2 separate regions of the Mus musculus genome follow, and region 2 is linked to region 1. The links are chromatin loops, found by intact Hi-C in ENCODE. Cell type or tissue: gastrocnemius. All regions are shown on one strand. Links, peaks and the distances in the headings refer to the core of each region. The heading gives the core; the rest is flanking DNA. Region 1 has its middle 18 kb from the start of Myoc. Region 2 overlaps Dnm3 (dynamin 3).

Evidence for each region. Peaks named below come from ENCODE experiments on the same cell type or tissue, not always from the same donor. Only the 100,000 strongest peaks of a DNase experiment are listed, where the experiment ranks them.
Region 2: a loop joins it to region 1, with 6 times the contacts of the local background. A loop is called at or near these places in 2 of 42 quality-filtered maps.

What each region holds. Positions count from the first base shown.
Region 1 is chr1:162,613,774-162,629,462 of GRCm38, forward strand. It overlaps the pseudogene Gm5705. Among named protein-coding and RNA genes, the nearest start is that of Myoc, 18 kb to the right of the region's middle. In gastrocnemius, for the core only: a CTCF peak has its summit at 6,899 (motif pointing left); no DNase peak of the experiment used is centred there; H3K27ac peaks cover 1,264 bases.
Region 2 is chr1:162,457,891-162,473,579 of GRCm38, forward strand. The region is part of intron 1 of Dnm3 (dynamin 3); the gene reads right to left. Among named protein-coding and RNA genes, the nearest start is that of Gm31985, 11 kb to the right of the region's middle. In gastrocnemius, for the core only: no CTCF peak of the experiment used is centred there; no DNase peak of the experiment used is centred there; H3K27ac peaks cover 473 bases.

The sequences.
Region 1 (15,689 bases), core at 2,847-10,846:
CCATCTCATTTTTGCCAGTTTTGACATGGGTGTATATACACATATATATTTATTTATTTACTGGGTGCTCATAAACAGGCTTGGCTTCCACCCAAGAAAGGAGTCTATGCCTTTGCATTTGGGGCCATGGTGTTTCAGACTCCTGTTTGTAAACCATTGCTCATTGTATAATCTTGGACAAAGGCTAACTCCCCTCATCTGTAAAGTATTATGAGAATATTAATATTTAGTGATGACTATGTTGTGGAAGCTTAGGGAGGTGATCCTGGTAGTGTCTGCATGGCTCCTGGCACAGGGATATGCCTAGTAAATACCGGCGACTGTTATTGCTATATCTGCCTACTGGCTCCTTTCTCCTAGTGTATAAACACATTAAAAATTTTTCCATCTTAAAAAATGTAATAGCCTGGAATTAGAGAGACAGCTCAGTGGTTAGGAGTACTTGCTGTACTCCCTACAGGATCTGAGTTCATTTCCCAGTCATTGTGTGTGTCTCCTCTCTCTCCTCTCTCATGTGTGTGTATGTGTGTGTGTGTGTGTGTGTGTGTGTGTGTGTGTGTGTATGTATGTGTATACATCCTTCTCAACTCCCCTTCCCATACCCTAAATAAACCCGTAATATGGCTGGTACCTCAGAGGGAAGGGATGTCTCAGCATGGGCCCACCAAGGCACCCCTCCCACCTCACCATACCATGTTCTACAAAACATACCCTGCTCTTTTTATAAAATACAACATTTGGTGCCATGACTCAGATTTAGAAACTTGCAGGTTCACATTTCCCAAGACTCAGATTTATGAACTCAGCACAGGTTCGTATTTCCCCCTGCCACGTGGACTTTCCAGCCATTGGATCGCTAGAACTCTCCATCCAAAAGCCGGCGAACTAATATGTTTCCTATATCCACAGTCTTGTTTTAGGACCTCTACACTTGAGTGAGCTCAGTCAGTCTCCTCGAGATGGTTTCAAAGACAGTTTCTCTCTCTGTTTCTCTCTCACACTGCTGGAATATCCTAGGCCCAGGTAAACCGAAATTCTCTCTTGGACTCTGGCCCCACAGCTTAGGTGCTGGTCCACAGCTCATCTACTATTTCGTGAAGACCTTGTAAATCTCGCCTGGCTGCTCGTTATTAGCTATGACTTATGCTTGGGATGCAGAAAGTGATGATAGTAATAGCCTCTACTCTCACCTTCTTCTGTACCCCCAGGCACCCCGCTGGGATGCCTCTGTCACTCAAAGTGAATGCCTTCACCCTACTACTGAGATGCCTTCCAGTTTTAAAGGCTTCCTAATTCACAGGCTAAATTTGGCCCCAATAGATAATTACTCTAAATGGCCACTTATCGAATCTTTAAAAACAAAATAAAACAAAAGACAAGAAACTTTCAGACCTAAGCTGGAAAGATTTCTATGTAGGCTTTTCCCCTCACCTTTGCTCCCAACCCCCTTTTTCCTTCCCTCCCCACCCTGCTTGCTCCCTACCCTTTGACTTTTAACTGCACTCTCCAGACCTTGTTTTGGACTTAATTTGCTCTGTCACTGAATTCTCGGGCTCCTGCAGTCCCCCTCCCACCCCACCCCCCTGTTTGCTTCAGCAGGCAGTCTTAAAGTTTTACTTCTTGGGAAAATTTTATCTCTAATCTCTGATTTCCTTCCATTCTGATCCTTACCAGTTCTAAGATAGGTATGCCAGGAGAAGGGGTCACGCAACAGAGGCTGACTGTGGTGAGACCTACTGTCCACCAGACAAAATGTGTCCATTTGTTTCTGCTGATATATAGCAACCTTCTGCTGATCCATTCTAAGGTATAACACCTGACTTTCCTCCACAGGAGGTGCTGTCACTTCAGTGCCATCTTAGCTAAGGGTGGTCACATGGCTGTCTATAGCTTCAGCACCATCTTGGTTAAAGGCAAGCTCGTGACTATCTGCCATCTTTGTTATGGGCAGATAAGGTTTTTTTCATAAGCTATCACTTCAGTGCCATCTTAGCTAAGGGCAGTCACATGGCTGACTGTAGCTTCTTTACCATCTTGGTTAAAGGCAGTCTCATGACTATCCACCATCTTTGTTATGGGCAGCTCCCACCTCACTGCCTTCTTTCTATCAAACAATCTGACTTAAGGTCTCCAAAGACACTTTTAAGATAAGGTTTTCATATAATTTCTATCCTGGCTTGGTAAATAATTTTAATATTAATTTAAAGATTTAAAACAATAAAAATGTTAAAGATCACTATCTTAAAGATATTTTTAGCCTTATTTTTACTATCATTAGGTTATAATATACCCTCTTTATTTGCTAGATACAATCTAGGACAAGTAATTAAAAACAAGCACAGATTGTTTAACTCAGATATGCTTAAATTTAAGCTTATTATGACAGACAGAGACTCCCAAATGCTCACAGTTTTGCTCCTAACGTCTCTAAGAATATATGGGCACAGCAACAAGACACTGAAAGAACCTAGTGGGGAAACCCCCACTCTGTTCCCGATTCAGCATGCACCCAAGAATCACGAACAGAACAGAACGCCTTGATGTAAAAACACGAGGTAGTTTAATAGCAGAGCTCCAGGTCAAAACGTATCTCACACAGGAGACAGTGGATTCGACCACGAGGCTTGGAAGCTAGGGGTTTTTATAGAAAAGGGTCTGGGGATGGGGGAGGAATTGGCACGGTTTCACATGATTGGTCCATTTAAACATCAGCAGACTGTACATGCAGATAACATTTAACTTAGGTCAGAAGGGCGGGAGATAGGGAGGCGCCGGGCCAGTCGGACTTGTCATTCTCTTTATCTTTATGGCCAAGCAGCCTCAGGAATGTCTTAACTATGGGCCTTCCCGGGGATGTCCTAGCCTGTTCTGCTATGTTCTCAGCCCCAGGTTTCAAAGCTCACAAACAACTCTTTGGGCTATTTGACATAAATTACATGAATCACAGGTCTCAAGTTTTATATTCTTTCAACACTACCTGGATTGTGGTATGATAACCACAGAGAAACACCACTGCATTGCCTTGCCTGCTGCCAGGGCTTGGCCTAAATTGTGGACAGAGGATACCCAGAGAGTTAAATGTCCCATATTGCCTATGACAAGGTGAGTCATTTCTCCCATATTCTTACTCCACAGGAAAAAGCTTTTCATTTTCTGGGCCTGACAGCTAGGCTGACTCTATCCAAGTTGTGATGGAGAGAACAGGGACTGTTTAGATAGTGGACTATAAACTAACTTCTGTAATTTTAATTAATATATGACATCTAGATTATAATTTATTCTTCACAGATTTCTGTTTATATTGACAGCTAAGCTAACTATAGCTTGACGGCTAGAGAAGATACCTCTAGCTCCTTATCCCAAGGTAATACATCACCTTATTAGCTCAATAGTCAATTTATTAACTAGCTAAGACTGCCAGATCTCTTATAAAAAAGACAGACAGGTTTGCCTTACTCACAGGCTTCACGATAAAGGATACACAAATTCAGATGTAACCTTTCACAGATGTAACTGTCTGCTACTTCCTTATCTAAACTCACTTTCCAGTGACTAAATGCTTCAGACTTTCTCCTCTTATTGTACCACTGTCCTAATAGTAACCAAAATAGTTCTTATAAATTAGCCTAGCTTTAATAAAACATTCCACTATATGATCCACGTTTTATAATCACAAGTTCAAATTTTAAGTTTCCATTAGTTATCTTTTAACCACAGACTTAAGGTGTTCTCCTGCTAAACTATGTGATCAATTATCATATTTACAAGTTCATCAGATTTTCAAGTTTCCTGTTTTTTATTGTATACATTTTAATTGTATACTTCAAAATGCTTCTCACTATGCTAAATTTGTATATATTCAGTCTCCTAGACAAAAAAAAAAAAAGAGTCCTTCTTGTTCCTTCTGCTCCACAAAAGGTTTTTGTCTTTCCTAAGCTCACCTTAAAGACTGTTCATGCTGTTACCAACTTCATCTCTCTTATAAACCTATAAACTCCAAGAAATGCACTTAGATCTACCAAACAGACTCCCTCTGGATAAGTGCACCTGCCAATCAATAGCCTAAGTCTCTACCTGATGTGAGGGTGGAATTCCTCTCCTGTTCCCTGGGATTGGGACTCCCCACACCCCAACCACCAAGACCTAAAGGTTTCAAATGTACACCTAAGAAAAACATATATGTCTGTTTTTTCAGCATCTTGCCAAGTCCAGGTGTTTACTCAAAATCTGCATCCAGGACAGCTCCAGAGAAGCAACCCACAGATGTTCTAGCCTACTCTTACAGACACGTCTTCTGAACCTGCTCCTTATACTCACAGGTAGTTCCACAGACCCTGGACAGCAAGAAAACAGCCAACTCTCCTAAGACTGAACCAACATCCCCATCCCTATCTCTATTTTCTTAGGTTTACACATCACCCCAAAGTCAGCAGGAAGTAGTTAAAGATCACAGCAACCCTATTCCCGCTTGACCATTACCTCTTTCTAGTTTCTCCTTTTTAAATCAAACCAAAATGGAGGAATGTTGGCATTCCTTCTAGACTCTGCCCAACAGTTACCTGGTAATAGCCAGGTGGGCCTGGCTTGCTATATAAGGGGCTGCTTGGTCCCTTGCTCTCTCTTTGACTCCTTTTGCTCTCCCTAATCCCTTTTTCCCTCCCTCCCCTTCCCCTCCTTCCTCTCTCCCCACATGTTCCTGCCCAGTCTTGTCTCTTTTCTCTTTCTCCTCTTTCTTTCTCTTTCTCTTTCTCTTTCTCTTTCTCTTTCTCTTTCTCTTTCTCCTCTCTCCTCTCTCCTCTCTCCTCTCTCCTCTCTCCTCTCTCCTCTCTCCTCTCTCCTCTCCCCTCTCCCCTCTCCTCTCTCTCCTCTCTCTCCTCTCTCCTCTCTCTCCTCTCCTCTCCTCTCCTCTCCTCTCCTCTCATCTCCTCTCCTTCTCTGGGCCCTCTCTTTCTCCTTTCTCTGCCTCTATTCCCTTTTAAACTCCCCTTTCCATGACCCTAAATGAAGTCTATTCTATACTAGACCCATCGTATGGCTGGTACCTCAGGGGGAAGAAATGCCTCAGTATGGGCCTGCTGAGGCCCCCCTCCCACCGCACCATATTGCACCTCTACCAAAAATATCCCTAGCTTTTATAAAACACAGCACACATGGCATATATTCACACAAAAACATACATATGTACAAATAATTTTTAATGTAGTAGGGACCTTGAGTTTGGAATAACTCAAATCTGTATTGCTGGCCCTGTCACTTATATTTGGCTTCAAAATAAATGATCTCTTATGCCTTTTTAAAAATGTAGTAGTCCTGTAGTAATTACTTCTATTTACAGCCCTTCTTTTTCATTTTCTTCACTCATATCTATCACTTTGTCACATATACTAAGTGGAGCATGATGCTCAAGGATGCATTATCGACCACCTGACTGCACCCCAAGCTGAGAACTATGGACGAGACCAGTACATGGTGCAGAAGAAGGAGGACAAACATGGGCCAAAGGCCTCCACTAACAGTTTCCTAATTATGTAACTTGGGACAATTCTTGTTATTTCTGCATCTCAGCTTCATCACCAAAACACTGGAGGTAAAAATCTCTGCCTTGCAAGGGCACTGTGAAGTCAAAACAGATAAGGAGCAGAGAACCATGCTGTGGGCAATGTACAGAAGAGCAGAGAAATATCTGTCACAACATATAAGGATCACAGTGGCTTGCAACTTAGTTGAGAGATAAGGCAAGTATAGGAAAGACTGAAGAATTTGAGAGCCATTTGTCACCATCTCAAGGACATAGAAGGAAGGTCTGTGCTAAGCCAAAACCATTCTGAGTTGAAATCTACAGAGTATTTAGAGAGCCTAGGGTCAAGGGTGGTGCAGGACATCTTTTATCCTTGCCCCAAGCTGCCCCCAGGCAACATTAGACTCCCCCAAAGGCTTCTCGTATGTCCTCTTTTCCTGGGTTCTTTTAGCAGAGTAGGTTGAGCTGGAAGATGAAGAAAGAAGCCGTGGCACTGAAGACAGCAAATGGCCATCAGCTGAGCCATAGAAGCAGTGGAGAGAAAAGTAGATCTAGCTTTGACAGCTGCAGAAGACGGACATCTGTGGGAACTGCCGGTGGCCTCAATAACGGCAGAGATAGAGCTGTACACCCAGCAGCGGAACAGAGCAATGGAGAAGCAACAGCAACAGGCAGCAGGGCCAATGGAAATCACTATAAGAAGGCTTCAGCGACCCAGGGATTGAAAAAGCTGCTGCAGCTGCCACCACTTTACCAGCCAAGACACCATAGAGCATGGAACTATAATGCCAGCTGCTATCAAGAGATGGAAAGTTCCAATTTCCTAAGAACACTCCTCACCCCCAAGACATAGGATCTCTGACCCCAGAGCTACACAACACAGCCTGCTGTTCCCATCTGTCTGTTGCTACCATTTGTGTTGTCTAACACCATAGATCCTGAACTGAAGGGCCTCTTACTGCACTGCACGATTTCTATCCAGGAACCAAAAAAGGCCCCAGTCATTTCATTGGAAAGGGTGTAGGTAGGATACTTTGAAGGAGGAGTAGGTTTGGAAATAACTAAGTAGAGCTGTTGGAAACGAGTAGTGATCAGAAAAATAAATGATTTGGGCAGCACCATCCTGGTACTTACAAAGCTAGGATTTCAGGGCAAATAGGAATTCCAACCTGGAAATTAAATGTGGAGGCTGTAGGTAATGACAGAAGAATCGACAATATATTTCTATCTACTGTTAAATTTCAAAACTTAGCTGGGGCTGGAGGGATGGCTCAGAGATCAAGAGCTCTGACCGCTCTTCCAAAGGTCCTGAGTTCAATTACCAGCAACCACATGGTGGCTCAGAACCATCTGTAATAAGATCTGGTGCCCTCTTGTGGCCTGCGGGTGCACAAGCAGGCAGAACACTGTACACATAATAAATCTTAAAAAACAAAACAAAAAACAAACAAACAAAACCTTAGCTAATTAAAACAACTAGTTCCTGTAGATTCTAGAATGGCTTATATTAGATGGCTCTGGCTCTGGCTTGGGGTCTCTCATGAGGTTACAGTCAGGGTAGCTGGATTGCAGGACTCACGTCCAAGCTCAATGATGATGGTATATTGTTGCCTTATTGCTAGACAGGTCCCTCCATGCATGACGTACCAAACAAGAGGAGAAAAGCCTGAGGCTAGATGAAGAAGCCTCAGCCTCTTGCATCCCCATCACAGGGTGACACACCATCACTCCTGCCAGTGATGTCTGTCGTGCAACAGCCCTGGTGTGTTGTGGGAGGTAACTTAACAGTGGGCACAGGTATTGGAAGCAGGGTGGCATGGGATCTTTAAGGGCTATCTCAGAGGCTGATGACCAAAAGTGAATTCCCCAAGTAATCTTAGGATATCATGAGAAATGCGTGGATTTGCAAAGAGCATGGGACACACATCAATACAGACCAGAAGGAAAGACGATCTGAACTAAGTCAGAGAAACAACTAAAGATTCAGCAACACCAGTATTGCTGCAACAAGAGTGTGACAGAATTCCGGAAGTGGAGAGCCAACTGCCATATACAACAACAACAACAACAACAACAACAACAAAACTACTTAATTTGAACTGTACTATGTTGTTGGAGTCTGACTTTGTTTTTAGCAGATTTACCTTTTAACTTCAGGCCTGCTGTTGCAGGTATTAAAATCATCCGAGTTCTCTGGCACAGGCTAGATGCACAGTAAAGTAGCTAGGAGGTTGGATTTATTAGGAGCTGGCTGGCCCTGAGTCTTATCCACAGATAACCCACAGTGTGTGTAATTCCCAGGAGGATGCCTCAGAGCCAGTGACATAAAGACATCAGATTTTCCACATCTGATGTTTTCTGCTTTTGCACAAGCCAAAAAAGCCACAAAGAAGATAGTTTTTTTCTGTTAAGGCAATTTCCCCCCGCTGAGAATTAGATGTAACCTCCCAGAACTAGACTTTTAAAGAACAAGCTGTTCTCGCTTAAAGCCAGACTTTGAATGTGTGCACCTGCCTCCCTTGGAGGCCTCTCATCCCCTGACTTTGCTAGTGGAAGGTCACAATTTGTGTTCAAAAACAAAATATGTTATAATGCTTAATTAAAACTACTTTGCCAAAACCTGTTATGTCTCATGGCTGTGGGGGAGAGGTTTTGTATTCTCTGCAGAATTAAATAGCCAAGAGAGGAAATGAATTGGTGAACACACCAGAGAAGTGATGTGTCTTCCTTTACCATACGTGTCATGCTGAGCTGCTGCTGTCTCTGGAAGGTTTAAGTCACTCAGACAGCTCAAGCTGTGAATTGCTTGTTCCCATTTTAACTTTAATACACACCAACATGTCTTTGAAACTCTGAAACTGAATTTCTTTATGACTAATATGGAGAGAGCCACAGGTCACCTGATATTATGGATGATCAAGTGTGTGTGTGTGAAGCCAGTAATGTTTACAAAGGCACAAATAAATAGTGGGTAGTTTATCAGAAAGCCTAGGATCTTGTACATGCTAGACAGTCTTTCCCTCACTACGCTGAAAGACCCCGAGAGGAGCCCCTCAAACCTCGGGATAATAGCCTACCTCCAAGAACTCACGAGAGACCAAGCTTGATGCAAACCACATGAGGCTTTATTCAGGGAAAGCCAGAGCTCTGGGGACGACTCATATCCCACACAGGGGTAGAGGAGTCAACCTCGAAGGGTCCCAGTTTTTATAGGTCCTCAGGGGGGAAAGGAAAAGGGGGGAGTAGGGGGGTTCCAGATCTAAACAATGTAAAATGATTGATTTCTCAAGAAATGGGTATGGGAGGGAAACAAGGAAAGAGTCTAATGCAGGTGTAGTAACTCCGGATTGGCCCCAGCTGTGGTTGCTGGGGAGATTTTCTGACTCTATCTTAGCAACCAATATCACAAACACCTGGCAGTGAGGTGCAGCAGTGGGCACACACATGGGTTCAAGGAGTGGCCAGAGCATTGTGCACCTCTATTTTTCTAAATCAGTGAAGCTACTTCTGCTAACAATGAAATCTATTTTGCCAATTTCAGGGCTTCTGTGACCTTTTACATTCTGTCAGGATCTTTCAAAGCTACAACCTCAAACAGGAGCAATTCTCAACTCTTGCTACCCATCCCACAGCATTTGGGAAGTGAATTCTGGGCCTTTTCTCATCCTGTTTGCCAGTGCAAGTGAGGTAGGAAAGGAAGGACCCTGATCCTTCCCGAAGCTCTAGTGGTGACATCTGACCTTCACAAGAACTTTCCGAGGCATATTAGATCTGGAGAAACTGAGGCATGGCCAGTCGACCAGTACTTTTAGTGACAGAGAGTGTGCAGAGGATGTGGAGACATCTGAGTATCTTTTCTAATTAATATGCTGGCCCCAAATAAAGAGAAATAAAAAGGGAAAATGGAAGAACCAAATAGAAGTCTACAATACTAAAAAAGAAATTAAAATAAATTATTTAATATTTGCTTTAAACAACTTCATATTAATTATCTGTATGATAATTAGATTACTATCAATCTTTCAATATTAACTAAAACAAATTTTAAAGGTGTATGTCAGCAGATATGGTGATGTATACCTGTTATCCCAGGTATATGTCAGCAGATATGGTGATGTATACCTGTTATCCCAGGTATATGTCAGCAGATATGGTGATGTATACCTGTTATCCCAGGTACATGTCAGCAGATATGGTGGTATATATCTGTAATCCCAGGGCTTGAATAGGCAAGGCAGTGAGGAGCTCAAGGCCATTCTCATTTACAAAGTGAGTTCAAGGCCAGAACGAACTTTGTGAGAGAGATCTTCTCTTCAAGGGAGCAGAAAAAGGAATAATTTAGTCTAGCATGAACATGCAGCTGTAATTTTACCACTCGGGAGCCCAACAAACTAAGTCTCCAAGCAGAGAAGCGCAATACGTTAAATATTTATAACCTTATAATCAGTATAAATTTAATATTGATCCAAGCTAACATTTAAACTGTTTATATATCGTGTTGGTGAGGTGGAAGAGGAGGGAAGTGGCAGCTTATTGGGAGTGGGGAATCCATGAGGAGACACACACTAACCACTCATTCTAACCACTGCATGAACTACGTCACTTAATTTCCTGCTCTGGGAGATATTGTCAGTGCTATCCATCTCTCGTCTGCTCGTGTTGTAACCCCCGAATTACTGATACTAGAGAGACTTCAGTGTTGTGTACAGTTTGCCTGCTGCCCCCCACCCCCTGCCAGAAGTTCCCTTTGTCCCTCCAGCCTGTGGCAAGCACGATATGCAGACAGCTGGTTTCTGTGCTGCATCCTCCTGCCTGGGGCCCCCTCCCCCTCCCCTAGTGTTAGAATGGCACTATCTATAAAACTCCCCTTTAATGAGGACATTCTGAAGAGACAGCTAGAGACATCCTCTCCACCTTTGTGTCTCCAAAAACCAACCCTCCTCCTGATAAGCAGCAGAACTCTCCATTTGTCTGTCCTTGAGACCTTAGAGAAATAACAAGCTCAAGGAAGGCTAGGGCCTCACGTTTAAGTCATGGAGAAAAGATAATCAGAGGTCAGGTCACAGACAGTTATGACAGCCATAAAATTAGTCCCTGAACAGACACCCATTAACCCCCTCCTGCTTCAGTACCTTTCCACCAAATGCTTACAGCCCTCTGCTCCCCTTTTTTTAACTATACTGTATACAAGCCCAGTGTTTTCTGAACTCAGGGTCACTTGCCAGCATTCATGTGGTGAGTTCAAACTTGAAACAATAAAAGACTCTTTTGCAAGTTGCAGCAGACTTCCCAATTCTTGGGCTCGTCTGGGTTTCCCGTGGACTCAGGGCACAACACTCGTAAGTCTCAAAATTAAAGCAGCTTAATACAATTCTTATAAAAATATGTATAAGTAAGAGACCACTGAACTAGATAAAACCATATTTTATCTATCCACGAACCTCTGCAAAAGCCAAAGGCTTTGTTGAATTTTTTTACACATTCATTTTACTCTGCAGCTCTACCTGGCTTCCCATGTGTAGCTCCCTAATGCATGCACATGGGCTTTCTCACACTCTTCAGTCCCTTCTACTGCGTATCAGCATTTAGTTAGCATTCGGAGGGAAAATTAGGAAAGGGGATAACACTTGAAAAGTAAATAAAGAAAATATCTAATAATAATAGTAATAATAATAATAAAAAGTCAAGACAGGCTCTGAGTCCATACCAAAGAGAGAAAGTACTCGATTGGTAACGTATAAACTTCCAACACATGGTGAATCATTATAAAACGTCAGAGTACTTCTCAGAGCCTTATTGAATAGCTGTGAGATGGAATAGCGGTTAATATCCACTGACTAAGAAAACACATGAGGCATAGGGACAGATAACCCACTCAATCACAACAGCTTTTCCTGATGGTTCCTTTCCTCCCTTTGCCCCCATGCAACGTCTTTTTCTAATAGCAAAGGGTGTATTTATTTGTTCCTTTTTAAACGCAAACCATGAGAAGTATTTCATCATAGAAAATTGTAAAAGGAAGTACAGTTCCAGAAAAAAAAAAAAAATCAAATGTCTTCTACCCGTGGCTGCTCTCTGACCAGCACATGCAGTTTTTCTTTTACCCGCTGTGTGGCTGAGAAGGGAGCAAAAATCGCCAGCAAGTTGTCTCTGTCTTCTCTATCTCCTTCCACCTCACATCTGTCACCAAGAACCTTGGCAACGATAGTCAGTCACAGAGGAGCACAAGCGTTGGCTGAATGCCACATATACCCCTACTTCCGCTTTTGGGTGAGAAATGCCAGCTCACAAAGAAGAAGAGACTGGTTAAGAGCACTGAACTAGAGTTAGTGAATGCCTCCTGACAAATCTACATCTCTCTCTCCCCCTCCCCCCCTCCCCTCCCCCTCTCCCTCTCTCTCTTTAAGGCACTGTCTTTCCACCTGTGGATCACAACCCCTTTGAAGGTCGAATATCAGATAACTTACATATCAGGTATTTACATTACAGTTCAATTCATAACACTAGCAAAAGTACAGATATGAAGTAGCAACGAAATAACGTGAGGAACTGTATTAAAGGGTCACAGCATTGGGAAGGTTGAGAACCGCTGTCCTAAGGGAATCCTTGCTTCTCCATCCATCATCTGTTCTATTTCTAGTCCTCAGACTCCTCTACACAGCATAACTTGCTGGGTCTGGGTTAAGTGTCAGCCCAGGGTAGCAGCTTAGCCTATAGGACAACCTCCAACGAGTGTGGCCACTTGACGGCATCTGCTTGGCTGCTGAGTGAGATGCTTCTTGAAAAAGATGGTTTGGGAGACAGAGAGTGTTAGTAAGCAGACTGAACTAGGCTCACATCACAAGGGACTGGAATGAAACTGGAGCCAGCAGCCATGTGCTGGGAAAGCACAGAAGAGGCTCAGCACAGAGAATACACAAACATGAGTGAGGTACCAGACAGGCAGGCCTAAGAGGGAAGGGACAGGAAGATGAGTGGGACTGGAGTACACAATGTTGACCTCACTAAAAAGGTTTCAAAAATCGTTTTAAAAAGAATGAAGAGAGCCAGGTGGTGGTGGTGCACGCCTTTAATCCCAGCACTTGGGAGGCAGAGGCAGGCAGATTTCTGAGTTCAAGACCAGCCTGGTCTACAAAGTGAGTTCCAGGACAGCCAGGGCTACACAGAGAAACCCTGTCTCAAAAACAAACAAACAAACAAACAACAAACAAGAATGAAGAGAAGAAGGCGTTCCCTTATTTTTAATTTCAGTAGATAGATGGATAGATAGATAGATAGATAGAGCGAACAGTCAATGGAGAGGAAAACACACAGAGAAAAGATATTTTCAAGTTAAGAATTAAGTATCCATTCTTTAGGAAGAGGCTTCTATGCTAATTTGAAGAGAAGATGAGAAACCATAAAAAAAACCCTAATGTGATCATGTCCCAAAGTGATCACTTTTTCTTATTTGTTTATATGCATGGATGTTTTTGCCTGCATCATGTATATTTGTACACCACATACACGCTGTACTGGTGGAGGCCAGAAGAAGGCATCAGATCCCCTGGGAATGACGTTACAGACATTTGTGAACATTCATGTGGGTGCTGGGAATTATATCTGGGTCTTCTGGAATGCACCTAACTGATGAGCCCTCTCTCCAGCCCCCGAATTGCCGTTTTAAAACCCACATGACAATCTCAATGTGATGGTGCATAACTTTAATTCCAGCACTTGGGAGGCAGAGGCAAGCATAGCTCTGTAAGCTCGGAGACCAGTTTGTTCTACACAGAGAGTTTCCAGGCACTCAAGAGCTATATAGTAAAACTTTGTCTCAAAACAAAACAACACAACCTCCCAAACAACAAATAAAAACTAACTAGCAAGCAAAATAACACCAAAAGGGAGGCTACAGACAGGGCTGAGCAGTACTTGTTACTTAAGATTACCTGCCACTCTTACAGAAGACCCAGGTTCGATTCTCAGCACCCACATGGTGGCTCATAACCTCCTGTAACTTCAGTTCCTTTGGATCCAGCTCTCTCTTCTGGTTTCAATAAGGACCAGACATGCACATGGTGTACACACATATATATATGCAAACATTTACCCAATCACATAAAATAAATACACATTAAACAAATTAAATCTTTTCCTTTATAGATTTCATTATTAGATATTTTCTTTTGTTGTTGTTGTTCCGGAAGTGTTTATTTAGATACAGAAAGGACCGTAAGCATCAGCAGCAGCAAATGAATCCCTCCTAACAAAACCACGGGGAAGCCCAACTACCACTGTAATCTCTTCACTCGTGAAGGTTTATCCATCCATCACTTCAGCAGGAGGAGACACACAGAACCCACAGGACTGTCTTCAGATGGGAAGGCTGTGCAGGGCATTCCCAGTTCCCAGTCCTACCTGTCTTTACACAAATTCCTCATCACTAGTCCATACTTGGGGGGGTGGGGGGAGGAGGGAGGGAGGGAGGGAGGACCCAATCACAACTGGTCCAGGGAAGGAACAGGTTTTAGGATGGGTACCCAAGCTACAGATCTGATGAGAGTAACCCCATAATACGCCTTTAAGCTCACGGAGAACTGAACTCCTAACCCTTAATATCAGTGGCCTGGAACCATCCTCCCAAGACAGAAGAGCCTGCCTCAGGAGTCTGCTGTCCTTGGTTGGCATGGTTGAGCCAGGACTTTGCTTTACCCTGCCCTTGGCAAATGGCCACGTGCAGGGCTAGCGATTGAGAGTAGCTTATAAGCATTGGCCAGCTGCCATGAGGCCTGAGCCCAAAACATGCTGAAGAAGTTATTATGGATGCAGGCACAGTGATGAGCTGTGGCAGTCCCAGGTCTGTAGGCTGAAGCAGGAGAGTGGCTTAAGCCCACAAATATGAGGCCAACCTGGGCAACAGGTGAGACCTTATCTAAGGAGTGGTGCTTATATGTGTTCCAAGAGAGGTAAAGAACCAGGCTGTCTGCCTCCCCCAAGGCCTGCCCCAGAATCCACAGTGCAGTCTTCGTTGTCCATCAAACAGCAAGAGGAGGGTGCCCACCAAGTAGTGGCTGAAACCGGTCTCACACCACAAACTTGTTTGCTAAGTTGTTGCTCTTGGCAGCAGTGTCTGCATGGGCCTGGTACCCAAGGATGGTCTTCGTAGGGATGCCCAGGCGCTCTTTGTATATTTGCCCGATCTGCATCACTCCGGCTTTGTCCTCTGCTTCATTCGTCCACAGGGCAATCTTGTCCCTCTTCGTGCAGATGTTCACGACAGCACCGCTGTATTCCTCAAAACAGTTCCCGACCAGACACACCAACGTCTCCAGCCACAGACGGTCCAGTTCGAAGTGGCGCAGTTGTTTGTCAATGCTGAGCAGCCAGCGGCTACCCCACTTGTTTCTGTTGTCTTCCCACATGGGCAGGATGCCTTCCTTGAATAGGGCATAGTCACAGCAGGAAGAGAGCTTGCTGGCTAGCTTGATATGGCTGTACATCACCCAGAAGTCCTCCACAGTGTTAAACTTGGAGACTAGCTGCAGGTTGTCCTGCCAGGCCCGGCTTCGGTCATTCTTGAAGAACCACAGAACCCACCTGTACTGCAAGGGGTGTAGCTTGCTCAGGACCTCCGATGGATGTTCTTTGTGGGCCTTCCTCCTCTGAGTCTTAAGGGAGCCAGGAAGGTCTCTGGCTTCTCCTGCTTGGACTCCCTCCGCAGTTGCTTCTGATGGCTTTTCTTTCACGACCTCCTTTTCTTTCACCACCTCCTCCTTATGCCCTCCACCCTCAACTTAGTTCATCTGTTAGAAGGTAATCGTTCATCACCCTGCACAGCTGGGTCAAGAAAAACCTGTCCTCCAGCAGAGGGTGAGACTCAGAGAATTAAAAGTAAGGGTAAATATTTGGGGTCTGTTCTTACGGTATTTGGGACGTACCCAGGAAAGCCTGAATTTGAAGCAGTCTGTTCTAGGATGACAGAGGTAGCAACACACACACACACACACACACACACACACACACACACACACACACACACACACACGCTGGAGAGCCCTGTTCCATTTACACACTCAGTTTGTGCCCTCAATATTATCCAGTGGTATTTATCTGGCTCTAGAAGCAGCTGAGTTTGTAAAGGAGCAACCAGTGAACAGGCAAGTACAGGCCTGTGATCCTAGCCTCTGGG
Region 2 (15,689 bases), core at 4,877-12,876, 150 kb before region 1:
CTGGCAAGCATTTGATTCATACGCAGTTTTAAAGGAGAGAACACACAGTACAATGAAAATGATGACACACCCCGTCCCAAACAGGGATGTCTGTTAGATGCACATGCTATGAGCTCTTTGTGCGCCTCGTGGTTTAAGCTTAGTACTGAGGCCCCTTTTCTCAGCACGGGGGCTTCCACTAAACACACGATGTTTCCACAAGTCCTGTCTGTTCACCAGACAACTGGGAGTTTGTCTGGCAGCTTGGCAGACCTCATCCCAAGCTCTGCTAGCTTGTTTTAACCAGTTACTAGGCCTTGTTCCCCATCACTGGCACTGATCCTCTGTGCCCAGGAAGATGGAGACCTAAGTGAAGACAACACAGGCAGACCTCAATCTTTTCCTTCCACACTAAACGTGCCCTCCATTTGCTATCCACAGATCCAAAGCAGGAAAGCAAAGATCAAAGGCCTTCAGTGACAGGTTTTCATTATTTGTCTTGAATATTATATGAGAATATGCAATGTTCTCATATAATAAATAAAAAGAACTGATGTCCTTGCGATGAGGGACATGCAAATATTTGTGTAAGCGTTATTTTTAACCTATCATTTATTAAGGACTACTGTACTCTTACATTTTGGACTGAAAAGGCAATTAAAAGAGTGTGTATTATATGTTCTGCAGACTCTAAAAGCCACAACAATGCAGGAGTCCATGGCTTCATGTGTCATTGGCTTCTTTCACATACACAAGAACGCTGCTACATGAATCTGTCTTAAAACAGTGCATCCCTTTGATAGGACTCTATGAACCTGCAGTCTTGTGGACTACATTTAGTCCTACCTGAAGGCTTCCTGGAAGAGCACATAGCTGTTTGTTGAGAGGTAAGTAAAGTTAGCCACACAAAGGTGAGCACATTCTCTGAACTCTAGTTTAAGGGAGAGGATACCATGGTCAGTGGGAGGGAGGGAGTGTGGACAGGGAGGCAGATGGACAGAAAGAGAGGCAGATGGTGAATCCTGAAGGGAACAGGACATCACGCTGAGAAGATGCAGAATGGGGACTATGGAGAAGCTTGATACAACCTCTATGATGTTAGTCTTGACTGACAACTAGAGGAAATGTAGACTCAGCTGGAGACATGTCTCTGAGCATGTCTACGGTAGCATTTCCAGAAGTGAAAAGTCCTGCCTGCAAAATGGGTGGCACCTCCCACTGGGAAGCCCAGAAAGAGCAGTGACACCTGTTTGTCTCTGCTTCCTCCTAAGCAAGAATATTTGGGCCAGGCAGTGGTGGCACACGCCTTTAATCCAGCACTTGGGAGGCAGAGGCAGGCAGATTTCTGAGTTTGAGGCCATCTTGGTCTACAGAGTGAGTTCTAGGACAGCCAGGGCTGCACAGAGGAACCCTGTCTAAAAAAACAAAAAACAAACAAACAAACAAAAAGTATATCTGTGACTGCCATACTTTGTTAACAGACTCTAGCTTCCCTAACTGCCCAACATGGACTGAAGATCAATGGCTTTCCATAGAGCTCTGGGCCTTCAGTACTAGGTGGAGACTGAAGAAGCATCCAGCACCTAGGACTAAGCAGCTACTGGGTTTTTATCCCTCCATTGTGCAGAAAACCTATGGTGTAGCACCCAGCCCTGACTGTGATTGTGTAATGAAGCCAATCTAGTAGATCCTCTTTGATTATGTGTGTGTATGCACGCATGTGTGTTGCATGTAAATGTGGATCTATACACATATATTTGATTCACACACACATAAACACACACACAAACGCAAGCACATACACAAACATCCATACATTCTATTAGGTCTCTTCTTCTATAAAAAGCCCGTCTAATATAGCCTACATTTCAGAAAGACTAGTGAATTTTTTTTTTCTTAGAAAAGGAACAATCTCACATAGCTTTCAACAGTTTTTTTCTACGGCCCACATTTTCATTTCCTTGAACATCATAGTATGCTTTGAACTTTACCTTTTTCTCCTTCCCTGTCTCCTGCTCAAACTGAAGCTTCCCTGCACACCACACACACACACACACACACACACACACACACACACACACACACACTGCCACCTCACAGACAGCTCAACAACCTATGCCTTTCAGGCCCTGTGGATGAGCCATCCCTTCACTGAAGCCCTGAATTGCATCCCATCACACTCTGTTCTTTCTGCTACCCTCCCCTCTTGTATTTATATCTTCCCCTTCTGGATCATTCCCACAATCAAACAAGAACCTCCAACCAAATACAGAACCCTCTACAAAATTCCATTGTTCCAAACAGCAGTTTGTAAGGATTTCATTTTCCATAGGTCTTTACCAACATGTATCATTCATAAAAAAAAAAAAAAAAAAAAAAAAAAACCACATGGTTGGTTGATACTGAATGCTTATAAAGTCTACAGTGGAAAAGAAGCTTGATGTGCCAAATCACACTCTTGTTTTGCAATAACTAAATCTATTGCTTCTAACTGCAGGCATGAAGTTATTAAAATTATGTACAACCACAATTCTGTTTTCTCAGGCACGTTAACTACAGTGGCACCTCAGGGTCCACAGCTGCTGCAATCCTCAATGACCTAGTGTGCCCTTTCTAGAATGTAAATCAGATTATGTCATTGTCCTGATTAAAACCCTCCCTTTTGCACCTTATCACGGTGCTCTGGATAAACCCTAACCCTATCTGGGCTCCAATAAAGCCTACTAACTCCCTTCTGCCACCTTTCCCTGCCATGTTTCTCCCACCTCTCTGGCTTCAGTCATGGTGAGTTAAGTTTCACCAACACTCAGTTCTGAGACACTGCAGAAGTTTGCCACATGGAACCTCCTTCTCATGGAACCAGTTGTCACTCCTCAGTCTTCTTGTGGCTGAGTCCTTGTCCTCCAACTGAAGTGTCACCCAATTGTAGCTTTCCGGGAAAATCTCTATCTCCCTTCCTTTCACACTCTACTTTATCCCAGTCAGTGTTCTTGAGACATCTATGCCAGTTCTTAGTGCCCAGTTACTTGATAACTTGAGGTCTCTGTTAGATAGAAAACACCCAGATTTTAAACACATACACACACACACACACACACACACACACACACACACACACGTCCCTGTTTTCTTATTGGAGTCTTTCTCATGCTTAAGACAGGAACTGAAGCTCAGAGAATGCCCAAATGACCAAATCATGCATTGCAAAGAAGTCAAGTGTCATAAAACATGAAACCTCTTTATGCTGCTTGTTGGTTAATTCCATCAGTATTTATTTAGAAGTTACCAGGCACTGGAAACGAAGATAAACAAATATGAGAGATTCTACCCTTAAGGAATTTACAGTTTAGTAGTAGAAGCAATAAACATAATTTGATGCAATATGGTAAGTATAATGTTAAAGAAGCACAGAGAGAATTCCAGGTGTCCAGGAGACAGACAAAGTACCCAGACAGTGTGTGAGAGGCCCCTGAGGCTTCCTAGAGAAAAGAAGATTTGAGTTAAGTAGAGGAGGAATTGGCCAGGACCCTTATGTTATTCCTATAAAGAGGTCCTCCACATGAATAAAAGCAATGGAGCTGGTGAGTGTGCTCAGGGTGTAACTGTTCAAGAATACCAGCAGATAACCATGAAGGGACTGAGCTACTTGAGGCCTTATATGATACGCCAAGAGACTCGATATCTAAATACAGTAGTGTCACTTGATTTGAGTGTCTTACTGTGTCACGTAGCTTTTCACCACTATGAACAAAATGTCCAATACAAATCAATGTCGTGGAGGATAGGTTTGCCTTGGCTCACATTTCCAAAGTTTCTGTCCATGGTCACTTGGCCCCATTGCTTTGGGGACCTGTGTCAAGGCAACATATCCTAGCAAAAGAAAAAAAAAACTGTTCATCTCATGATGACCAGGAAACAAAACAAAACAAAACAAAAAATAGATAGCCTGTGGCAGTTTGAATGAGAGTACCTCCCAGTGTTGGCTAGTTTTTATGTCAACTTGACCTGAGCTATAGTCATCTGAGAGGAGAGAACCTCAATCAAGAAAATGCATCCATAGGATTGGGTTGTAGGTGAGCCTGTAGGGCATTTTCTTAATTGGTGATTGATGTGAGAGGGCCCAGACCATTGTGGGTGGTGCCATCCATGGGCTGGTGGTCCTGGGTTCTGTAAGAAAGCAGGCTGAGCATGCCAGGGGAACAAGCCAGTAAACAGCACTCCTACATGGCCTCTTTAGCTCCTGCCTCCAGGTTCCTGCCCTGCCTTGGCTTCTGTGATGGTTTGTATATTCTTGGGCGTGGGAGTGGCTATTAGGAGGGGTGGCCTTGTTGGAGTAGGTTGTCACTGTGGGTGTGGGCTTTAATACCCTCTTCCTGGCTTCCTGGAAGTCAGAGTTCTGTTAGCAGCCTTCAGATGAAGATATAGAACTCTCATCCTGCCTGGATGCTGCCATATTCCCACCTTGATGATACTGGACTGAGTCTTTGAACCTGTAAGCCAGCCCCAATTAAATGTTGTCCTTATAAGAGTTGCCTTGGTCATGATGTCTATTCACAGTAGTAAAACCCTAAGACAGGTTCTCTCAACAGACTGTGATTCAAGATATGTAAGACAAACCAACCCTTTCCTATCTAAGCTGCTTTTGGTCATGGTATTTCAACACAGCGACATTAGCCATAACTAAGATGCCACCCCCATAGGCTCATATGTTTGAATAATTGATCCCTAGTTGGTGGAACTATTTGGGAAGGATTAGGAGGTATGGCCTTGTTGTGTCACAGGATCGAGAGCTGAGACTTCATAAGCGTCCCCCATTCCCATGCACTCTGACGACTGCTTTCAATTCAAGGTGTAAGCTTTCAATTGTTCCTGCTGCTGTGCCTTCCCTGTATCATCATGGACTCTAACCTTCTAGAGCCATGAACCCAGTTACATGCTGTCTTTTCTAGAGTGCCTTGTTCATGCTGTTTTATGACAGCCACATAAAAGTAACTAAGACATACCCCACCCAAGGTTTGCCACCAGTGACTCAGCTTCTTCTATAAGGCCTCACATCCTAAAGGTTCCGCCTCCCAATAGTGCCCAGGCTTTAACACCACCAAGACTTGAATACACAGGCCACCATAGGACACTCCAGATACAAACTATGGTACATTTCAATCGTGTATGACTGTGTGGAGGCTAGATTGGAGGATTACACATAGCGAAGTCATTATCAGTCCATAACTATAGTTCAGAAGGTCATTGATGTCACTTTGACTCAGTCAATAGGTACTCATAATTAGGCACAGACACATTTGGAAATCAGGTTACTATAGATGATCAGTGGCCCTAACAGGGGCCATTTTGGTGTGAAAATTGGGAGGAAAAGATATATTGTCTTGCCTATCCACAGCTGTAGAAATCATGAGAATTACAGAAATGGTGGTTAGCAGCTCTCATAACTGGCTGTTTACCAGGGGCACTTCCAAAGAGAGCTCTGGAAAAATACAGCTTGCTCCGGCTTGTTCCAGAGCCGGTACACCAGGCTCCATGGGGGGAGCCCAGGAACCTTTAATTGATAAGATCCTTGGTTAAATCTTACACACACACACACACACACACACACACACACACACATATATATACTGGCCTTGGGGGAGGGAGTCCTGGAATGGACTTTCCCCTGTCAATCAAATCGGTGTGGATGCTGTAATGGGGGGGGGGGGTGTAAAGCTAAGCCAACAACTGAAGCAGGAAGAGGCTAAAACAGTACACTCCGAGGTATGTCTGTATCATCCCAAAAAAGGAGAGGGAAGTTCAGGCCAGAGAAGGGATGACTCTATAGAACACAGACTAAGGGCTTTAGTTTGTCAAGAGCAAGGGTTCATGAGCCAATTTTCTTGTGAAAAAACCAGAGCTCTTCCTGAAAGCCAGGATCCCGGCTCTCAGTACCAATCCATCTAAGTCGCTTCACCAGTTTAACTAGCGAGAACTCAAAAAGAATTAAGTAGCTGCATTAGTCTGCTCAGGGTTCCGTAACAAAGCGCCGCAGGCACAGTAGCGCAAACAACACTAATTTATTTCTTGACTATTGTGGAGGCTAGAAATCTAAGAGCAAGGTCAAGGCACTCTTCCTGGCTTATTGACGACTGCTTTCTTCTGGACCTTGTCTTCCTGGGCCCACAGAAGCAAAGGGAGTCTCTGATGCCTCACCTTTTAAGGCAGTGGTTCTCAACATGTGGGTAGAGATCCCTTGGGCGAGGTCATCTAAGACCATCTGCATAGCAGATATTTTCATTATGATTCATAACAGTAGTAAAATTACTTATGAGTAGCAACAAAATAATTTTATGGTCGGAGATCAACACAACATGAACAACTTTATTAAAAGCTCATGGCATTAGGAAGGCTGAGAATCACCATCTTAGGGTCACTAATCCTTTTAGCACAAGACCCCACGTGTATGACCTCTTAACTACTTCCTTGCGGACCAGTCTCCAACACAGTCACATTGCAGATTCTGATGTCTGTATGAGTTCTAGCGGGTTCAAACAGCCAGTCTATCACCGTACCTAAAATAATAGTATCCAAGATACAAAATTCTGTGTAGAATGCTAACAAAAGGTCTTCAGTCCACCTCAGTGTCCCAGAACTGATATTGAGCTAACACATGGAAACAGTCAACTGCTGAACACTGTGAGCAACGAGTAGGGGAGGATTGTTGGAGATCACAATCAATACAGCCAGGGTGGTCAGATGGGGAGCTTCATGGATGACCCTGGATCTGGAATGGAGTCAAATATTTATTTATCTTTTACTACTGGGATCAACCTCAGGCATGCTAAGCAAATGACTCAACACTGAGCTATAGACCCAGGCATGTTCTTTCTCTTCTTTTATTTCTTTTCTTTTCTCTTCTCTTCTTTCTTTCTTTGTTTAATTTTGAGACAGGAAAAGCCTTGACTCACTATATAAACCAAGCTGACCCGACTTTGTAATCCCTAGTCTGCTATTTCCAGAATTGCTGGGATTATTAATTGGACTGTGCCACAGGGCCCAGGTGCAGTGAGAGACTCAATTAGTTGGAAGCAGAGGGAGGATGCATCCCTTCCTTCAGCACAGATACTTATCTAAATAAATTACACCAACTGCAGGGCCCAGTCAACGTTTAAAATTATTTGGGGTTCCTGTCTCTGAGCTTTCCTCGTTAATCATAGGCTATCCCTGAAATGATCTTTTTTCTATTTCTATTAAAGAAAGAAAGTTACAAGCTCACACCTCCATCACCATTATATTGGTCAATTTTCAGCAGTGCCCCTGGTACATCTTTCATCTGTGCAGGATACAGTGTGTGGTCATCTTAATCTCCCTAAAACCTGGCCCCATTGCACCCCCCCCCAAGTATTCATAGGTCTCACTGTTTCTTGGGTTAAGGACTGGTTTCTTAACCAAAAATGGGACCCAGTTCATTCTGCCAGGTATCTCCCACCATTCCCATCCAGGCTGGATGGAGAGGTCTCTGTTCCATAAAAGCATTCTCACCTGGTGCCACTGGCCCCATCTTGATTTATCAGATTCATACTCTTTGATATGCATCTTAAATCACAGCCCTTCTCATGAAATCTTTCTTAGATCCTATAGAAGTGACAAGGATATAAAGATTTGTTCGTTACGGCTCAGAGTTTGGGAGTACAGTCCATCACCACCAGGAAGGTGTGAGAGCAAGAGCATGGGCAGTTGACCAGGCTGTGTCTGCAGCAAGGAAACAGAGAGAGATGGATGCCTGCATCCCCCTCACCTCCTTGTTTTCATCTAGTGTGAACTCCATAGAATAGTGCCTTGCTGCCCTTCTCAGCTAAGCATCTCTGGAGACAAACGCTGAGGGATGCCTAGAAGCACGTCTCTTCGGTGGTTCTCAATCCTATCAAGTCGATAATGAAGATTCCATCACATTTGTTTACCCAAATAATAGCAGTTGCCATGCGTATCAGAGTCTACTGGGTACCAACTTTCTGTACACCCATACAGCCTCCCCCCATTCTGAAATACAGTGAGTGGACTTTCAAAACACGACTCTTAAAGAAGGCACTCAGCTGCCAAACTAACCCATCCACTACCAGCTTTTAAGCAGAACTCGCCATTGTATTTGTCAGCTACCTACAACCAAGTGTATTAAAATCTCTCTGCCCTCAAAATTAAATTTCACATAATGTGAATATAAACTCCAGGCTGGAGAAAGAGCTCAGCCAGGAAAGTGCTTGCCAGACAAGCATAAGAACCTGAGTTTAGACGTAAACAGTGTTAGGGAGGTGGAGACTGCAAGACCCCTGAATCTCATTGGCTATCCAGTCACATCAGTGAGCTCTAGGTTCTGAGAGAGACCCTCACTCAAAAATTAAGAAGGAAAGCAATTAAGAAAGACACTCAAGGGCTGGAGAGATGGCTTGGCGATTAGGAGCACTGACTGCTGCTCTTCCAGAGGTCCTGGGTTCAATTCCCAGCAACCACATGGTGGCTCACAACCACCACCTGTAATGGGATCTGATGCCCTCTTCCGGTGTGCCTGGAGAGAGTGACGGTGTACTCACGTATGTAAAATGAATTTTAAAGGATGCTGGACACTGGACTTTGGTCTTCCCACATGTGCGCACACATACATGTGTGAACATACAAGGAAAACATGAGCCTAGAAGCAATCTGGCAGTCACAAAGGTAAATGATAGATCTTAAGAAGTCTCAGTGGACAAAGGGCAATTTTTATTACGTATTCATTTAGAATGGCTGAATTTTATTACAGACATATTCTACTTTTTCACCACACTAAAATGATCTCTGTTTTAATTAGTCTTCATAGGACAGTGTTGTGTAATGGGAAGTGTGTCTACTATAAGGAAAAGATAAATTCATCCATTTAAATGCAGAATGGCCAAGGGTCTAGAGGAGAGTTAGCTTTAAAGTGCTGCAGACATATTCAACAGCTTTAAGAAGAACAAGAGTACAGGCTAACGCTGCCTGGCCTATGTTTACAAATATCTGCCATTGCTACCTAAAATGTAATGGGTGTCTATTTAAGGCTATCATAACCAGCTACTTAGACACCGTGGCCCACTAATAGGTTGTAACCTTTGTGGCTAAGACAGGATCTGGAGTTATCTAGGAGACAAGCCTTCAGGTACATCTATGAGGGAATCATCTTGATGGCTTTAACTGTGGTGGGAAGACCCACCCTAGAAGAAAACAGCTCCCTGGACTTGTGTACTGGGCTGCATAAAAACCAAAAGACTAGCCAAGCTGTAGTTACAATGTGACCAGCTTTCAAAAGCTCCCGTTGCCATGGCTTCTCTGCCATGATGGATCAAGCTGTGAGCGCAAACAAGCCCCCTTTTCTCTGGTAGGTTGCCTTTGTCAGGATGTGATATCACAGCAGTGGAAAACCAACCGCTACTCATCACATAATTTGAAGAGCTCAGATCTAGTTCCATGCTCCCCTCACTCACTCACAAACATTTTTTTTTTGTAAACGGAGAGTCTATTTCAGCTTAGATAAATGGCTTGTAAAGGATCATGTAGCTAAAACAATCATTTAATTCCTGCTGTTCGCCAGCATCACATTACAAAAAATAACAGGTATACAGGAAGCTGTAAATAATTGGGAAAATCGACAGGAAACCAATCACATAGTGCGAACTCTGCAGAGACCTAGGCACAAGGACACTGGAGGCAAGTCCCGAGGAAGACAGGGCAGCAGTGGATGTCGCCAACATGCTACCTCACCTTACACATACCCGGGAAGGACCTGCCACCATGATAAACCAAACCCACAAACACACTCCTAATTCTCATAGTAGACAGACTTCTAGCATTCTCTCTCTCTCTCTCTCTCTCTCTCTCTCTCTCTCTCTCTCTCTCTGTGTGTGTGTGTGTGTGTGTGTGTGTGTGTGTGTGTGTGTGTATTTGTGTTCTGTGTGTATGTGTGTGTGAGAGAGAGACAGAGACAGAGAGACAGAGAGACAGAGCTAACATTTCCAAACAAAAGTACACCCTAAAAATGATGTGGGTCATATAATAGAATCAAATGTGTCCCTTAAACCTATTCCCTGGCCAGCAAGATGGCGCATTGGGCAAAGGAGCCTGCTATCAACCCGTAAAGCCTGAGGCCCATCTCTGGGAACCACATGGTGGGAAAAGAAAACCAACTGCACAAGTTGTCCTCTGACCTAGGTGGCGTGAGCACCAACATACCTACGTGTGCATGCACACACAAAATAAAGAACGTTTAAGGTGATTAAAAACAAAAACAAAAACCTATTCTCTAGAATGGCTAAGAATGCCTGCAAAATTCATTGTACTATTTCTGTTTCTATTGCATTCATCGTCTCTAGGACTTACCTTGAGACTCCTTGTGCGTCACTTGATTTCTTCTTCAACTTAATACTTTTCATTTATAAATTAAATTAGCAAAATATGCTTTACTACTCTCTCAGGGAACATAAAAAGATTAATGAATTAATAAACAAAAAGGCTCTTTGAAACTGCTGGAAGGGAGAAGTAATCTAAATTCAGTTTCTCTGTATCTATTGAGAGAAAATGGTTGCACTGTAATACTGCTGCATGTGAATAACCGTCTCTCTCAGGGAGTCAAATGTGCACAAGTTAGCCGATCTTTTTAAAAGTGCACTTTAATACAACTGTAATTTTGTAACACACACACACCCCAAATATGAAGTAAATGTGTAAGCTAAAGCCCAAAGAGGTTTATATACTGTGAAAGTCAGAGATGGGATGCCCACTCAGTCAGCCAAGCACAAGCCTGATCACCGTAATGGGATGACTCCTTTTCAAGAGCTGCTCTCTGAGGGTCTCTAAAGGAAAACCACCAACCATAAGAAAGATTGGTCATTGTGCTGGATGGTTTTAGGTGAACTTAAACAAAAGCTAAAGTTATCTGAGAGGGGGAAAAAAAAAACCTCAATTAAGGAAAATCCTCTGTAAGATTAGGCTGTAGGCAAGCCTGAAGAGCATTTAAAAAAAAAAAAAAAAAAAAAACTAGTGGTGGCTGAGGGCGGGCTCTGCTCATTGTAGGTAGTGCTATCTCTATAAGAAAACAGGCTAAGCAAGCAATGGGGAGCAAGACAGTAAGCAGCACCTCTCCAAGGCCTCTTCATCAGCTCCTGCCTCCAGGTTCCTCCCATGTTTGAGTTTTCCTGCCCTGACTTCCTTTGATGATGAACAGTACTGTGGAGGTAATAAGCCAAATAAACCCTTTCTTCTCCAGGCATGGTGCTTTGCTGAAGCAATGGTAACCCTAACTAGGATAGGCACCTATCAACTTACTTATTTAAGTATATCTATCTTTTTTGTCTATTCCAGGCCACAGAAACACAGTAGAAAAAGGGATACTTCAGAAACCCTATTTCTAATATACCTAAATATGCAACTCATAGCTCCATCATTTCCTTAAGGCAGAGACATGACATGCTGTCGTAAGGAATCAGCGATGGACCCATTCAGGACCTGGAAATAGAGATCTTTGCTCAACATAAAAGACTTAAAACAATATTGATGTTTGTTTAAAACTGACAATTCAAATAACTTATATAATGATATTGATGGTCCTTAATGCCTCTCAGTTCACTTGAAGACTGCAAAGACAATAAAAGCAAGACTATGAACCAGGCAAACTGAAGGATGTCATTGGCTACACAATTGCATTTGGTTTTAACCTAGAAACACAACCCTTTCTTTAAGGAGTGTCATTTGGGGCCTTATTGTTTCTTTATATGCAATTTTTCAGAAGCATGCCTTGATTTGAGAAAAGTCAGTGACTATGACAGGCTCAGCTTTCTAGCTGATGCCCACCTCAACAATACCTCTAGTGTGTCACTCTAGTGTGTCACTCTAGTGTGTCACTTGGACCTTCTGAATCTCATACTTTACTCAGGGGGTTACCATCTCAGAAAATTATCTGGTCTAAATCTGAGAGGAACTCCCTTCCCAGTCTCCACCTACCATCCTGTATGGGTGGGGGGTGGGGGACAACAGTGTACTGTTGGTGCAAGAAGAATAATTCAGGGAAGTGTCAAGAAGGTCTGCTCCAATACCAGTACCACTAAGGGGTGGGAAAAGGAGCAGGCAGGCTGTGTGGGGGTGAGGGGGGGGGCTCTCAAAAACAATAAGAGGAGGGAGAGCAGACAATGAAACCAAACCCAAGGCCAGGAGTTCCGAACATCAAGTTCCAAAGCCAGCTCTCTGACTTTTCCTGACCTTGGACAAATCTCTTGGGTTCTCTGTATCTAACGCCAAGAAATGAGTGTAAATTAAACCAGAGGGAGGTTTCTTTCATCAATCTTGTTTGATGCCAAAGTTCTTGCTTCTGGTAAAGGAAGAAAAGTTAGACTTTTCACAGCCATAGATGTGCAAAGTGCCATTAGCATACTATTTATAAACACTCTCATTTGTTGAAAATGGTTTCTGAAAAAATACACTTTTTTAACTTTATATATTAAGACACGGTCTCACTCTGTACTTAAGGTTAATCTGGAACTTCATATGAAGGCTAGGCTGGCCCCAAATTTGCACAAAGATCCACCTGCCTCTGACTCTGGAGTGCTGGGATTAAAGGCCACCACACCCAGCAATATACACTATTTAAAGTCAACCTCTTCTCTTTCCTCTTATACTGTCTGAACAAGACAATGTTTTTAGTTTTGCCTATAGAAAATTTTCTCTCACATTTTTGGATCCAATTTATTTCCAAATTTTAACTAAGTGCTTCATATTGAAATAAGAAAATAGAATATAGAATTCCTCTTCAGAATTAGTGCCTCTGAAGTGTGGTGTGTGTGTGTGTGTGTGTGTGTGTGTGTGTGTGTGTGTGTGTGTGTGCACAAGTGTGTGCTTGTGCATGTGACTCCCATCAACCCTCAGTCATATTTTTAATCTCTCCAGTATCTTTTTTCCTCTTCCCCTCTTCAATGTACAGTATCTCTTTGTGATTAAAAAGACAGTCTAAATTCAATAGCTTGTTGTCAAGCTGGACACTGAGACGCAGATCACCACCTCCCTGCCTTGACATTGATACTTTGGTACATGTGGCCTTGAGCGTAAGTGACACTGAAACCCATACATTGTCTGCTTTCCATGCTTTCCACTTAAATCCTAGATCGATTTCAGAGCTGCAGCCTGGGGAGGGCCGCTTTATTTCAAAAAGCAATATGCTGTAAATTTTTATCCCAGCTAATTGACAGTGTATTTAACAGCCTTTTTCTTATATATCCATTTGAAAATTATGGTCTCATACTTTATTCTGTCAGTTTTCTTATTTTAATTACTAATTACTAATGAGAGGGCTCATGTGCCATGGTACTGTGTGACAGTCAGAGAGCAGATTTATGTAGATTCTATGGATAGCCAGGCCATTAAGCTGACAGAGCACACCCCTTTCCCTGCTGAGGCATCTGGTGAGCTTGAGCTTGGCAGTTCTCTCTGTGTGCATACCTCATACACACACATATACACACACATGCACACACACACATATATATATGTACATATTAATACATATATATCCATACACACACACACATATATATACTTCTGGGTGTTTTATATATCCCACACACATACACACACAGACATCAGTTTCTGGATGTCTTATATGCCCACTAATCTTAGCATTAGCATTCAATAGATGTTCATTAATGTTACTTCTGTATTTCTCAAGGATTCCAGTAAGAGTCTTGTCCAAGGTTATGTCAAGGTTTGGCTGCTTACTAGCCATGCTATCTAAACAAATAACCTTCCTCTCTGTCTCTGAGTTTTATCCCCATTGGCATTTGAATGTGAAAACCATAAGAACTGAGAAATATGGGGACTCTGTCAAAGAGTGCAGGCCTACATACTCAGTAAGGCCTAAACAAATGTTGGTCTGCCCTTCCCTTTAAAAATATTGAAACATGTGTAGTATTCATAATCATTTGTGGTTTTTACAGCAATGTTGATAACATGAGACCCTGAAAAGTAGACTTAGATGGGGAAATGGAAGAACTCTGTCCATATAGAATATTAAATATTTAAAGTTTTAATATAGAATATTAAATTTGATTGCTCTATACAGTACATTAGCTTTCAGCTCTCTTAATTTGTCCCTGGTCGGAGAGGGAAAAGTCTCCTTTTCTTGACTGCCTTTGGTCCTCTTAAAAGTAAACGAGACCATCATGATAAGTAAAACCTCATGATTTAACTAGCCACAGCAAAAGGTGAGGTCTACAGAAAGTCTCATGCTGCTCTGTTGTGGGTAGGGTTTGTCTGAGAAGCTTGGATTCCATCAGCAGGGCTAAGGAAATGGAGAACTTTTATGAGACCTTGGGAAGGATGATTGAGATCATTGGCATCTTTGATCTCTGGAGTAATTGATGCACATCTGTGGGACTTGGATAAATTCCCAAGACGGTTGTTATACGAGAACATCCCCCTCCCCCTTGTCTCTCATGCTTCCCACTTAGCCATGAGACCTGTACCTCTTTCCCCCACACTCCCACCATAAAGCCTTCACCAGAACCATACAACGCTGTTGAGGCTCCAGCCTCTAAAAACTTTGAACTAAATAAACCTCATCTCTTTATAAAATTACCCAGTCTCCACCATTTTTGCTATAACAATGGAAAGCATACTAATACATAAATCAAATATTATATCTAATTGATAGAAAGCCCAATACCCTATTTTCTAGTGTGCCTGATACTGTTTCCATTCCTCTGAGATTATGGAAGACTTCCTGCCCAACATTTTTAGTTGTGGTATAGTGGTGATGGTTTATGGTTGGTAGGACAAGTGTTGCAGATGCATGCCTAGGAAGGCAAGATGTCTGGTGTCTTCTCCTATTGCTCTCCATCTTATTTTTCGAGATGGCATCTCTCACTAAACCTGATGCTTGTTGTTCTGACTAGCTTGGCTGGCTAGCAAGTTCCTGGGATCCATCTGTTTCTGGGGTTGCAGTCACCTAAGGCCATACCTAATACCATACAGTGGGAGCTTGCATAGCAAGCATTCTTAATCATTGAACCATCTTCTCAATCCCTCGGCATCATTCTTTGTGACATTAAGAACTTTTTTTTTAACATTGGTTAATTATAAGTAAAACCAAAACAAAGATATTCTGTTGAAACTCGGTCACTGAGCCATATCTTTTTTGGACATTACTGGTATTTAAATAAAGGATGTTGGTTGTGGTGAATAAATCTTACTGGCTATGATCCTGTGATAACCTTAAAAGGCATTATATAATGCTGATTCAGCACAAATGCCTTCATAATTTCAGGTTCCACCAACTCATTAGATAAAAAACAGTTCACATTTTTCATATTTTACTGAATAAGTTCCTTAGAGATTTCTAAGCATAATTTTCAATAGTTAACCCACTTTAATTGTTAGCAACCATTAACCTAATAACTATAATCTTAAAAGCCATTTCTGTTTTGAAAATCCAATAACTTACATGCTTTGATATTTTAACAAAATCCTTCTCCTCAATGGTTTAGTAAGTTTTAATCTTGATCACAATTAGAGGACTCTTACTTTGAAGCATGTTCATGAAATCCATCAAGAAGTTGAGTTCATTAGTCCTTGAGCTGAATAAACTTTAGGTTTAATTCTCTGATCATAGCCAACAACATCACCAAATGACTCAGTTCCCCTCAAACACGATAGCCAACATCTTCATAAGCCTT